Regions from separate parts of the Homo sapiens genome. Here regions 1 and 3 are each linked to region 2. A link is a contact called in ENCODE Hi-C or POLR2A ChIA-PET data. All regions are on one chromosome and are shown on one strand. The core of a region is the stretch at or near the end of the contact, and the rest is flanking DNA. Distances in the headings are between cores, read along the strand shown. Region 1 overlaps TBXAS1 (thromboxane A synthase 1). Region 2 overlaps HIPK2 (homeodomain interacting protein kinase 2). Region 3 overlaps TBXAS1 (thromboxane A synthase 1).

The links. Hi-C counts contacts between places; a loop is a spot of excess contacts on that map. ChIA-PET counts read pairs that join two places held with the same protein, here RNA polymerase II (POLR2A). Pooled maps may share reads with other maps.
Region 1: a map of CD14-positive monocyte shows a loop between it and region 2 (2.9-fold over the local background). The contact joins two enhancer-like sites. A Hi-C loop is called at or near these places in 3 of 168 maps with a recorded cell type or tissue (CD14-positive monocyte, GM12878 and mammary epithelial cell), 5 of 37 single-sample maps with no recorded cell type and 8 of 50 pooled maps.
Region 3: a pooled map shows a loop between it and region 2 (3-fold over the local background). The contact joins two enhancer-like sites. A Hi-C loop is called at or near these places in 1 of 168 maps with a recorded cell type or tissue (mammary epithelial cell), 3 of 37 single-sample maps with no recorded cell type and 6 of 50 pooled maps. POLR2A ChIA-PET finds 5 or more read pairs at or near these places in 2 of 52 experiments (HepG2 and OCI-LY7).

Annotation. Positions count from the first base shown.
Region 1 is chr7:139,897,350-139,900,778 of GRCh38, forward strand. All of the region lies in intron 3 of TBXAS1 (thromboxane A synthase 1), which reads left to right. Among named protein-coding and RNA genes, the nearest start is that of TBXAS1, 70 kb to the left of the region's middle. Within about 2 kb of position 1,296, at least 2 of the 41 ENCODE cell types and tissues checked have a DNase peak (open chromatin) inside an H3K27ac peak, as active enhancers do; they include CD14-positive monocyte, where a contact is called at or near this core.
Region 2 is chr7:139,647,757-139,651,112 of GRCh38, forward strand. All of the region lies in intron 2 of HIPK2 (homeodomain interacting protein kinase 2), which reads right to left. Among named protein-coding and RNA genes, the nearest start is that of CLEC2L, 130 kb to the left of the region's middle. RefSeq lists an enhancer at 1,590-1,859. Within about 2 kb of position 1,280, at least 20 of the 41 ENCODE cell types and tissues checked have a DNase peak (open chromatin) inside an H3K27ac peak, as active enhancers do; they include CD14-positive monocyte, where a contact is called at or near this core.
Region 3 is chr7:139,854,317-139,857,486 of GRCh38, forward strand. All of the region lies in intron 1 of TBXAS1 (thromboxane A synthase 1), which reads left to right. Among named protein-coding and RNA genes, the nearest start is that of TBXAS1, 27 kb to the left of the region's middle. RefSeq lists an enhancer at 1,508-1,587. Within about 2 kb of position 1,320, at least 17 of the 41 ENCODE cell types and tissues checked have a DNase peak (open chromatin) inside an H3K27ac peak, as active enhancers do.

The DNA of each region.
Region 1 (3,429 bases), core at 46-2,545, 250 kb after region 2:
CGGGGGCAGGCAGGCGGGGGGAATAAGGAGGCACAAGGCCAAAGAACAAGGCAGGGAGCAGGGTGTGAAGGACATCATGTGCCACATGCTAAAGACTTGGCAAACCATTGAAGGGTGTTCAGTAAAGAAGCAGCATACTCAGATTTGCACTTTACCAAGTCCTAGGTGGATAAGTGGAGTTGGGGCCCACATGTGGACAAGCAGCAGGTCAGAATGATGGAGACAGAAACCTCTGAGTGGGAGGTCCAAAGTCTGGCCAGGAAGAGGACCAGGGATTGTACCAGCCTGAAAAGGGCAAAAGAAAGTTGCTGAACAGGCTCTACAAACTCCTGAAAGGGGAGGGGCTGAGAAAGCGCTGGTTCGGTCCATTGATCTCTGCAGGGCTCTGTGAATTCAGGGTGGACCCCAGGCATGAGTACTCTGAGGGTAACATGGGCAGATGTTGCCTGACCCTGCTCAGAGTGACAGACAGGAGCCCTGGGAAAGCAACTCCAGACTCCATGGCCTATGACTGTGTCACTGGCTCCTCAAGAAAACTCTCCCTGGTAGCTGAGTCTGCTCTGTCATTCAGCTGACTCAAGCCTCTTGCTCTAATGACAGACGGGAGAGCTGACCCAAAAGGGAAAGACACTCCATGAGCCAAGCAGGGACAGAGCCCCAGGACTCTGGGGACCCTGCTTTCTCCATGGCACCCTGTGGACCATCCAGCCCCGGAGGAGCGCCTGTGAGTCAAATGCCCAGGTACTCCCAGCACTGGACTTCTCCTTAACTTTCTCTGAACTTTCTGGAAGTTGAGCATCTCAGACACTCACAACTGTGATCTGCAGTAGCGTCTACCCCTTTCCTCACTGAGCCTCCTGCCGCTTCCACATGGACATTCCATGGCAAAGGTCAGACTTGAGGGTAGGACAGCAGCTACCCTGTTAGCATCCTCAGCCTGCTGGGAAATAAAACTGTCACGGAGACAAGAAGTTCTCAGATGCTTGGCATTTAGCAGTTGTCAGAGGAGCTGAAAGCCCTCATCAGTTCTACCTGAAAATCAGAAGTTTCCCAACGTGCATGGCTTTTTTTTTTTTTTTTTTTTTTTTTTTTTTTTGAGACAGAGTCTTGCTCTTGTCACCCAGGCTGGAAAGCAATGGCGCAATTTTTGTACTTTTAGTAGAGACGGGGTTTCGCCATGTTGGCCAGGCTGGTCTCAAAATCCTGACCTCAGGTGATCCGCAAGTGCTGGGATTACAGGCGTGAGCCACTACGCCCGGCCTGTGCATGCCTTTCTGTTCCTTCTGCTGATGTGGGGGGTGTTGGGCTCCTGTCAGGGGCCTCCTGATGCCCCGTTGGGGCACTTCCTCGCTCAGCTTCCTCGTCCCTGACAAAGTGGCAGCAGCAGGGTGTGGCCCATGGAAGGTGACCATGACCAGCATTTTCATTAAACTTTACTGTTCGGACAAACTATTCTCATCTGACCTCATAACGGTCTCTTTAATCATAGGAACAGTTTCAAGAAGGTTGATTTGCTCAAGGTGATACAGCTGTTAAATTACAGGACAAAGCCTTGAGCCCAAGTTCCTAAGACTCTCTGACACCTGCAACTGTGGCACTGCCAGCCGCCACTCTGCCTCTGACAGTCTCGGGGGACCAATCCAGTGACAAATTCTCCCTCTCCTTTTTTTTTTTCATTGCAGAAGTCACATGCGCTCATTATAAAACACTGAACGTTCAAGGAATAGATAAGATGAAAAGGACAGTGCCCCATAATTTCCTGCTCCAGATCTATGCCCTGTAAGCCAGGGGTCTGACACAGAGTATGTGCTCAATAAATGCTTTCTGAAGGGACTAGTTAATAGAAAGACCGACTATAATTTATTAACAGAGCTCCCCATACTATTTTACAATGTGCTTTTCCATTTGGCTGGGTCATTTGGACATTTTTTCATGTCGGTGCCTGTAGGTGACCCCCTGCCCACCACCACCAGGAACAGTCTATAGCTCGGTCACCCCTAACAGGGGCAGGCCTTCTGGAACAAGGCCAGGCAGCCCCCAGGCTAATCCCAACAGTCTATTCTACTTAAGTTCCCAGAAGGCGGCTGTGAACTATTTTGGTTTAACTGACTGGTCAGTTTCAAAAAAGAGAGAAAACCACTAATTAAACAAGTCAAACAAGTGGTTATTTTTGTCTACACAATACTTCACTGATTTGCCTACATTTTCTCTTCAACCAGGTGCTTTGGAGTTGAATAAGTGAATTCTTAATTGCATAGCTAAATGTAGATGAATAACTGGTTAAGAATTTCTTGCCCGGAAAGGAGTCTATATGTAAGTTTGGATTAGAGTGAACCAAGGCCTTACCTCTTTAATTGGGCTGGGGGTTTTCTGGTCCATTAAGCAAGAATATGCTCTAAATCTCCACCTTTGAAAGCCACAGTCTGCACAGCTGGGAGCCTGCCTGCTTTCCCTTGCACACCTACCCAGCACTGGAGCGGGTTCAAAGACAGGCCACCCGAGCTAAGAGCAGTCACTGGAATAGATGACAGCATGCTCACCACCAAGGACCTGGGCTGGGGTCAAGTCCCTGTCTTGGGCAAGTGACTTTGCCTCTCTAAGTCTCAGTTTCTTATTCTGAAAAGTGGATAAAATAATGTCCTCATCCATTTTCTATGAGAATTACATGAGGAAATACAGGCAATGCACTTAGAATGAAGCCTGGTCAATAGTAAACCCTCAAAATAAATGCTAACGATTGTTGTTAATCTCAAAGGTTTGAGAAGAATCTACAACCTCTGCAAATATTTCACTAGTATGAGAAGTTTCTTTGCACCCTATAGGAAGTAGACCTAAAATTCAAACACCCCATACTTTAATTTCCTTTCAAATTTGTAGGAATTATAGGATTTACAGTTCCAGTAAACTACAGAGATAACTTAGTTTTCACTCCCATATTTCAGCCATGGCCCAGAGAGTTTCAGAAATTTGCGCCTGGAACGGATTTCTGTGTGAGTGGTATGGCTGGATGAACCCGGATCCCACCTGCTAAGCTGTTGCATATTAATCTCCAGGACCCATGCCACCTCAGGGAGCAGGAAGACACTGCCTCACATTCACACCTTTGTGCAATACCAAGATCAGGCCCTTCTAGGGAAGTAAGCTTTGAGAGGCAGAATGGCACTGGGAATTCACAAGGTTGAGAAGAAAAAGGGGCACCATACTAGTTAGGACTTCCTGATTTCAAATTATGGGAAACCCAACACAAACTAACTTTAGCACAAACTAACTAATGTAAGCTAGGAGGATGGAATGAAGAGCTGCAGGAGGAAAGTTTGGACTCTATATTGTGCTTTGTAGGCAGTCTGTCTATCTGAAATCTCTGCTGGTCTCTATTAGCTCCTTCTGCAGACCGGCTCTCTCCATGTGGTACAAAAATGGCTGCCATCA
Region 2 (3,356 bases), core at 30-2,529:
ATAAGCAATTAAACCCATAAAAAAACCTGTGAGATGTTTGAAAGAATGACAGTGATCATTGGTATGAACAGCTTAGTTTCTTTTTTGCCAAGGAAGAAAAGTTTTGTGGCATCACTGGAAATCAGCGAGGGCCTGCCTGGCAGGCCTGTCTCTGTAGTGTCAGCTGTGTAAGTAGGTCTTTGTATGGTTGTATTTAGGCTTGTCCTGGATTCCCCCAAGAGATCAAAAGTTCCTTGAGGAGACAGAACCTATATTTGCTTCCCAGGGAAGTGCTCAGCTGCCACACAGCTCAGGGTGGTGATGCACACAGCAGGAGTTCAATCAACATTAACCCGCTAAATGGAGCTAACCAAATTCCACCCCCAGTCTGAAAGGCTCTGACACAGAACTGTCTAGTTCCTTTTCATTTGGCCTCAAAAGGGGTACATTTTTCAAAAAACAAAACAACCCCACATACCCCAAAGTTTCAACCTGAGATTCAATTTTGAATTGAAGGCTAAGTGAACAATTCTGCCTAACTCTTTAGTAAGTCTTGCTTGTGTGAAAATCAAACAGAAATCTTCCCTCTTCCCTCTTCTGGGTTTCCCTGACTATATAGAGGTTGATAGACTTCAGATGATCACAGAACCCAAAGTTACAGGCCATCACTAGGGAGTCACAGTTCAGACCAGGAAATCACTAGCGGCAGAGAGAAGCGTGGAGGGAAACGACGTTGCGGCTTTCGGGTTACACAGTGGAAAGGCTGATGAAGGGAATACGGCACACAGTCCCCAGCCTTGTTACTTTATCCCCCCGGGATAGCATCAATAGCTTACATGGGAGTGAGCATCATTCCTGCTTGCACCTTCACGTCCGGTTAAAACGATTCTATTCTGCAAGCCAGAGCTTAGGTTCCATCACTTCCTACCGAGCAACGCCCCCCACCCTTCTCATCAGCCCCGTCTGCATCATTACGGAGGACGGAGGACGGCTCTTGGGATTGTCTTGCTTGGCAGTGGAGGGCGGAGCAGAAGGAGGGAGAGGGTGCTGCGGGTTTTTTTTTTCCTTTCCCCGTATGTATTGTGTTCAGTGTGGACAAATATTTGTGTAGTCTGTATTTACCATTAATACTAGGATAAAGTCATTAGTGATTCGATTTTTCTATGGAAAGAAGCAAGGCATTGGGCGGGTGGAGGGGGAAGCAAAACCCCAAACGGAAGAACAGAAACTCTAAAAGCTGGCGTCTGAAGGTATTATTCAAAAACAATATGGGAAAAGGCAGCACCATATTTCCTCTGTTCTTCTAAGGGGAAGTTCAGAAAAAGGTCAGAAAGAGAACAATGCAGGCCATCTATCATAGCAGCCTCTAACCTAGAGGTGACTTGCCCGCTGCAGCCTCATTTCTCAGTTCTGTAATTACCACCCCTCCCACAGACTGGACACCACAGCGGCCTATGAATTATGCATTTCATTTCCACCTCCCCACACCCTGACTCGGTGACCACTGCTGCGGCGGGTGGCTGCGGGGGGCGGGCCGATGCAGCACCCCTTCCCCCAGGTACACGCGCAAATGTTACAGGGCCCCAGAGCCCCGGTGCACACCCGCAGATGCTGCTTGTGCTGACCTTCAGTTCCCAGCCTAAGATTTTGTTTATTGAGCAAATAAGACTAGTTACCAGTAGGGATTTTCCTAGGGGAAAACACACTGGGGCACCTTTTCTTCCCCTTCACGTTTTTATTCAGGCAAAATCTGGTTAAAATGAATATTAAGGGTGGTCTTGAAGGAGGCAGAGGTGATGTAGAGCCTGAGGGTATGTGTGTGTGTGTGTCTCCTGCTGTTAGAATTCGGGGGGGTGGTTTGGAAAGTGGGTCCCAGAAATGGATACTGCTGCAGGAACAGGAGCAACCCTGCTCCTCCCTGTCTGTGCCTCTGATTAACTGGTGCCCCTCTCCTACCAATTCAGAGGGTCCCAGAAAACTTCTGGGGCCACCTGTCTTCACAGGTGCTACTGGTATACCAAAGCAGGGACTACTCTTTGTTCAGAGTGATTTTCCTTTCAAATCTTTACAAAACGTTAGGTTTAGTAGAGAAGTTGGTTAGGTTTAGTTGCTCGAGCAACTGAGAGACCTAGGAATACCCCTGGAAGCAGACAGGGGTAAGCAGCAAGCGAAAGGGTTCCCTTGAAAAGCAAGGGTTCTTCTGTTTGGTACACCTCAGTCTATCGCTTGAAGAGGTGGTATGGGTAGGATTTTAAAAAATATTTTTAAAAAGTGACTTTAGATACATTCAGGGAAGACAGTTCTAAGATGGGATATAAAAATAGGATATTTAGGCCAGGCATGGTGGCTCACGCCTGTAATCCTAGCACTTTGGGATGCCAAGGCAGGCAGATCACCTGAGGTCAGGAGATCAAGACCAGCCTGGCCAACATGGTGAAACTCCATCTCTACTAAAAATACAAAAATTAGCTGGGTGTGGTAGCATGAACCTGTAATCTCAGCTACTTAGGAAGCTGAGGCAAGAGAATCGCTTGAACCCAGGAGGCAGAGGTTGCAGTGAGCCAAGATTGTGCCACTGCACTCCAGCCTGGGCGACAGAGCAAGACTCCATCTCAAAAAAAAAAAAAAAAAAAAGGATATTTAATTTCTGAGGCTGATCTGGGGAACACAATAGTAAGTGGGCTGAATATTAGGTGCAAATCACTATGACATATATTTTATTCCCTTCGGGTTTTTTTTTTTTTTAAACTATTCTCAGGGTTGGACCATTTGTTCATAAGGGACCGACTGAGGGTTGTGATCACAGCTGTGACAGCCAGCCCTTAAGATGGCCCCTGAGGACCCAGTTCTCCTGGAAGTCAACACCCTGGTGTGGTCTCCTCTCACACTGAGCAGGGCAAACCTGTGTAACCAATAAGACAGCGCAGAAATGACAATGTGTGGCTTCTGAGACTAGGCTGTAAAAGGCATGTGGCTTCTGCTTTTGCTCTGCCTTGAATCACTTACTCTGGAAGAGGACCCTCAATGGCCCTGTGGAGAGATCCACGTGGATGGAACCCAGGCCTCTGGCCAACAGCCAGCTCTGGCTTGCCAGCCACAAGGGTGACCCACCTGGGAAGAACACCCTCCAGCCCCAGTCACGCCCTTGGGTGACTGCAGCCTGGGCTAAGAGCTCACCGCCACCTCATGACAGAACTGGAGTGGGAATCGTCCTGTCATGTTGCTCCCAAATTCCTGGAGCACAGCAACGGTGAGATAATGTTTATTGTGTCAGCCACGGAATTTTGAGGTACTTCGTTATGCAGTGACAGATACTGATTGGGCGTCTCTAAGAGGGGAGGGAGCACGCAGAGAAGCTCTGGATTTGTGTTTCCAAC
Region 3 (3,170 bases), core at 70-2,569, 210 kb after region 2:
ACAGAGATGACTTACAGTGAGGCTAGCAGTCAAGCTGTGGCCGGATCACCAAAGACCCTAGGTGCCAAATAAAGGAGGTTAGTGCTTGAACTGAAAGTGACAGGGAGCCAAGGAAGAATTCTGAGCAGGGCTGCAACATGATGAGATTTGCATATGAGCAAGCTTCTTCTGGCATTGGTGTGGAGGACTGATTGGAGGATGATAGGAGAAGCTAGAGGCTGGGAGGCCAGTTCAGGACCCTACTGAAAACTCTATGCCCAAGGGAGAGACGACGACCTGATATAGGGCAGTGCCAGTTAGGAGTAAGAATGAAGAACTCACTCAAGACATGTGTTGAAGGCAGAGTTGACAGAACTTGGTGATTGACTGCAGATGAGGATCAAAGGAAAGACCCAAAGATAGCATGAAGTTTCAAAGATGGTCATCAATTTAGAAGCCAAGGGGGTTTATTAGACAAGATAACAAGCATGTGAAGGCAGTGATTTCAGCTTCCCCAAGTCCAAGGTAAACCCTTAGTTCTCCTGTTTTCTGTAGGATAAGCTCTCTGGAGGCTAGGATGTATCTTATTCATTTTTGTATGATATCTACTCTGTAAGTATCTTTGAACTGCATTAAGTGGCTTTCACACCTCCGCATCCTGCTCATTGGCTTTCAAGTGGCCTTAGGGGTGTTACTATTGTTTGAATGTTTGTCTCCTCCAAAAATCATGTTGAAATTTAATCCCCGATGTGGTAGTGTTGAGAGGTGAGGCCTGTAAGAGGTGACTGGGTCATGAGGGCAAAGCTATCATAAATGGACTCTGTGCAGAGTCCCCACCAGCAAGAAGGCCCTCACCAGATGCAACTCCTTAACCTTGGACTTCTCAGCTTCCATAACTGTAAGAAATAAATTCTTTTTCTTTATAAATTATCTAGGTTCAGGTATTGTGTTATAAGCAACAGAAAACAAACTAAGACAGGTATCAAAGTCCTTTTAAAGATGGCTGTGTAGCTGGGATCAGACCAACACAGCAATGTGTTCAAACTCCCATTCTAAACACACAGAACCTGGGGCTCTGACTTGGCCCCACGGTCTTGAGTTGAAGCCTGAAGTGTGACTGGATGTCAGGCGTGGGCTGCCCTGGGGCTTTGGGAAGTAGTGAAAGGGATAAGGTGAAGGTCAAGCAGAGTGGGGGATGTCAGGAGGCTGGGGAGGCTTGGGCTGCCAGGTGAAGTGGGCCTCATGAAAGACAATTTGAGATCAGAATGTCAGACAGAGAGCAGGCTAGAAGGCAGCTGGCTTCTGAGCTGCAGCCTAGAAAGGCTGATTCAGCAGTGCTAGGAGGAAGTGGGAGGTTTTGTCGTCCCAGAAGCCATATCTGGAGCAAGGGGAAGTACTAAGACCACAGGGTAGCATTTGGAGCCATACACTGGGACTAACTTCCTCTGACCTAGGCAACGACAGACTGCCCCTGTGGTCAACCAGAGCCCCCAGATCCTTTTCTGTGAGCTACAATGAAGCCAGGCCTCATTCTTCTTGAACTTGAGAAGTTTAGAAAATATCTGCTTTGCCTTCACTAGCCTCCATTTTCATAAAAATAAAGCGAGTGAAAAAAGCAAGTCTGAGCGCTTTGAAACATTAATTAAAGACACCACAGTTTCCTTATTTAACTGAGGGTTGCTACCTCATCTGGGATTATTAGCAAAGCAGAGAGCCTTTGTTGTGCTCGACAAAGTGATTAATTCAGACTCGAGGTGAATTTTGGCTTTCTCAACTTCTTTTGATGTGCTAAGATCCCCCAATGAGGACAACGTCATCAATTACTTAAGCCATTACCTTGAGATCACAATTATCGGGGAGGCCCAGTCTACTAATTGGCAGACAGAGAGACAGAAATGGACTACAGGGTTGTGGCTTCAACCCTTAATTGTTCTAGGGGGAGCGAGAGTCCTTTAAAATGTTTTGTGGCAATGCTCCTGCTAATCTGGGGTGATCGAGTTGTTTTTCCACCAGGCAAAATGCAGCCTGGGTGACCTGCGTCTCTAGAACCAAGAAACTGCCTGTGATTCCACTGACTTGGCGTTCTCATGGGCCAGGACACAGAACTCAGAACTGAGGGATGAGTGTGTCAATGGAAGAGGGATGAGGTTCATAAAATTGGAAAGGAGAGCTTTATTTCTCATAAAGGGTTGCGGCCTTCGGGTGGCCATTCCGACAGGCTAGGAAGATATTTTGATGGAGGGGAAAAGGGAATGGGAATTTATGCAGAGCAGGGAGGCCAAATATACATATTCAATAAGCTATGGGAGGAGTCATGAATATTTATGAAAGGAGAAACATGTGCATGCGCAATTGAGCGTCATGCGCCTTCATGGGTCCCATGTAGAAAAAATGGCAGCCTTAGCATAATCTGAGGGTGGAGTTTTCGAGCCTCTGACTTCAAAAAGTGAAGCAAAGGACAGGAAAACCCTCACTGAGCATCCTCCATACAATGGCCAGAATCACTCCATAATCGGTGGTCTCGTATCAGGCAAAAGAAAGGGGCAGCATCAGGTGGCAGGTTGATGTCAGCGGTGGAGGCTTTTAACATCAGACGCTTTCAGGGCGTTATGGCGTCAACACCAATGGAGGCTTTGAAAAGGCCGCTTTCTATTTAGCCCTTAGGGGAGAAAGCATAATCATGGCTAGTGAGGGAGGGGTAGAAGGAGTGTGTCTGACTCCCCATCCCATCATGGCCAAGAACTCAGTTTTCAAGTTTACTCTGGGGACCCCTTGGCCAAGAGATGGTCCATTCAGTCAGTTGGGGGCTTAGGATTTTATTTTTAGTTTACAAGTTCTAGAAGCAAACATCCTACTCAAGAGGCAAATTCTCCAGCCCCTGGAAGCTGTCTTTGGGCTTCCGTGGGATGCTACATCTGGGCTTACTGTCCCCTGACACATAAGGAATTCAAGGACCAGATACAAGAGGCTGCTTTTTACATTTTAAAATATATAATCATATAATATTCTGTTTAAATAGATTTATCTTTGTTCATTTAACTAAGCCATTACTCTTTTTTTTTCTCTCCATCCTATAAAAGAGTTTTTGGGGGAAGGTTTTATGCTGCATGGATATATGTCATTGGTTTTTCTGGTGAAAGGTGGAGGAACTTTGTCTGGTTAAATTTAGTCAAATAACCAATACTTAAACA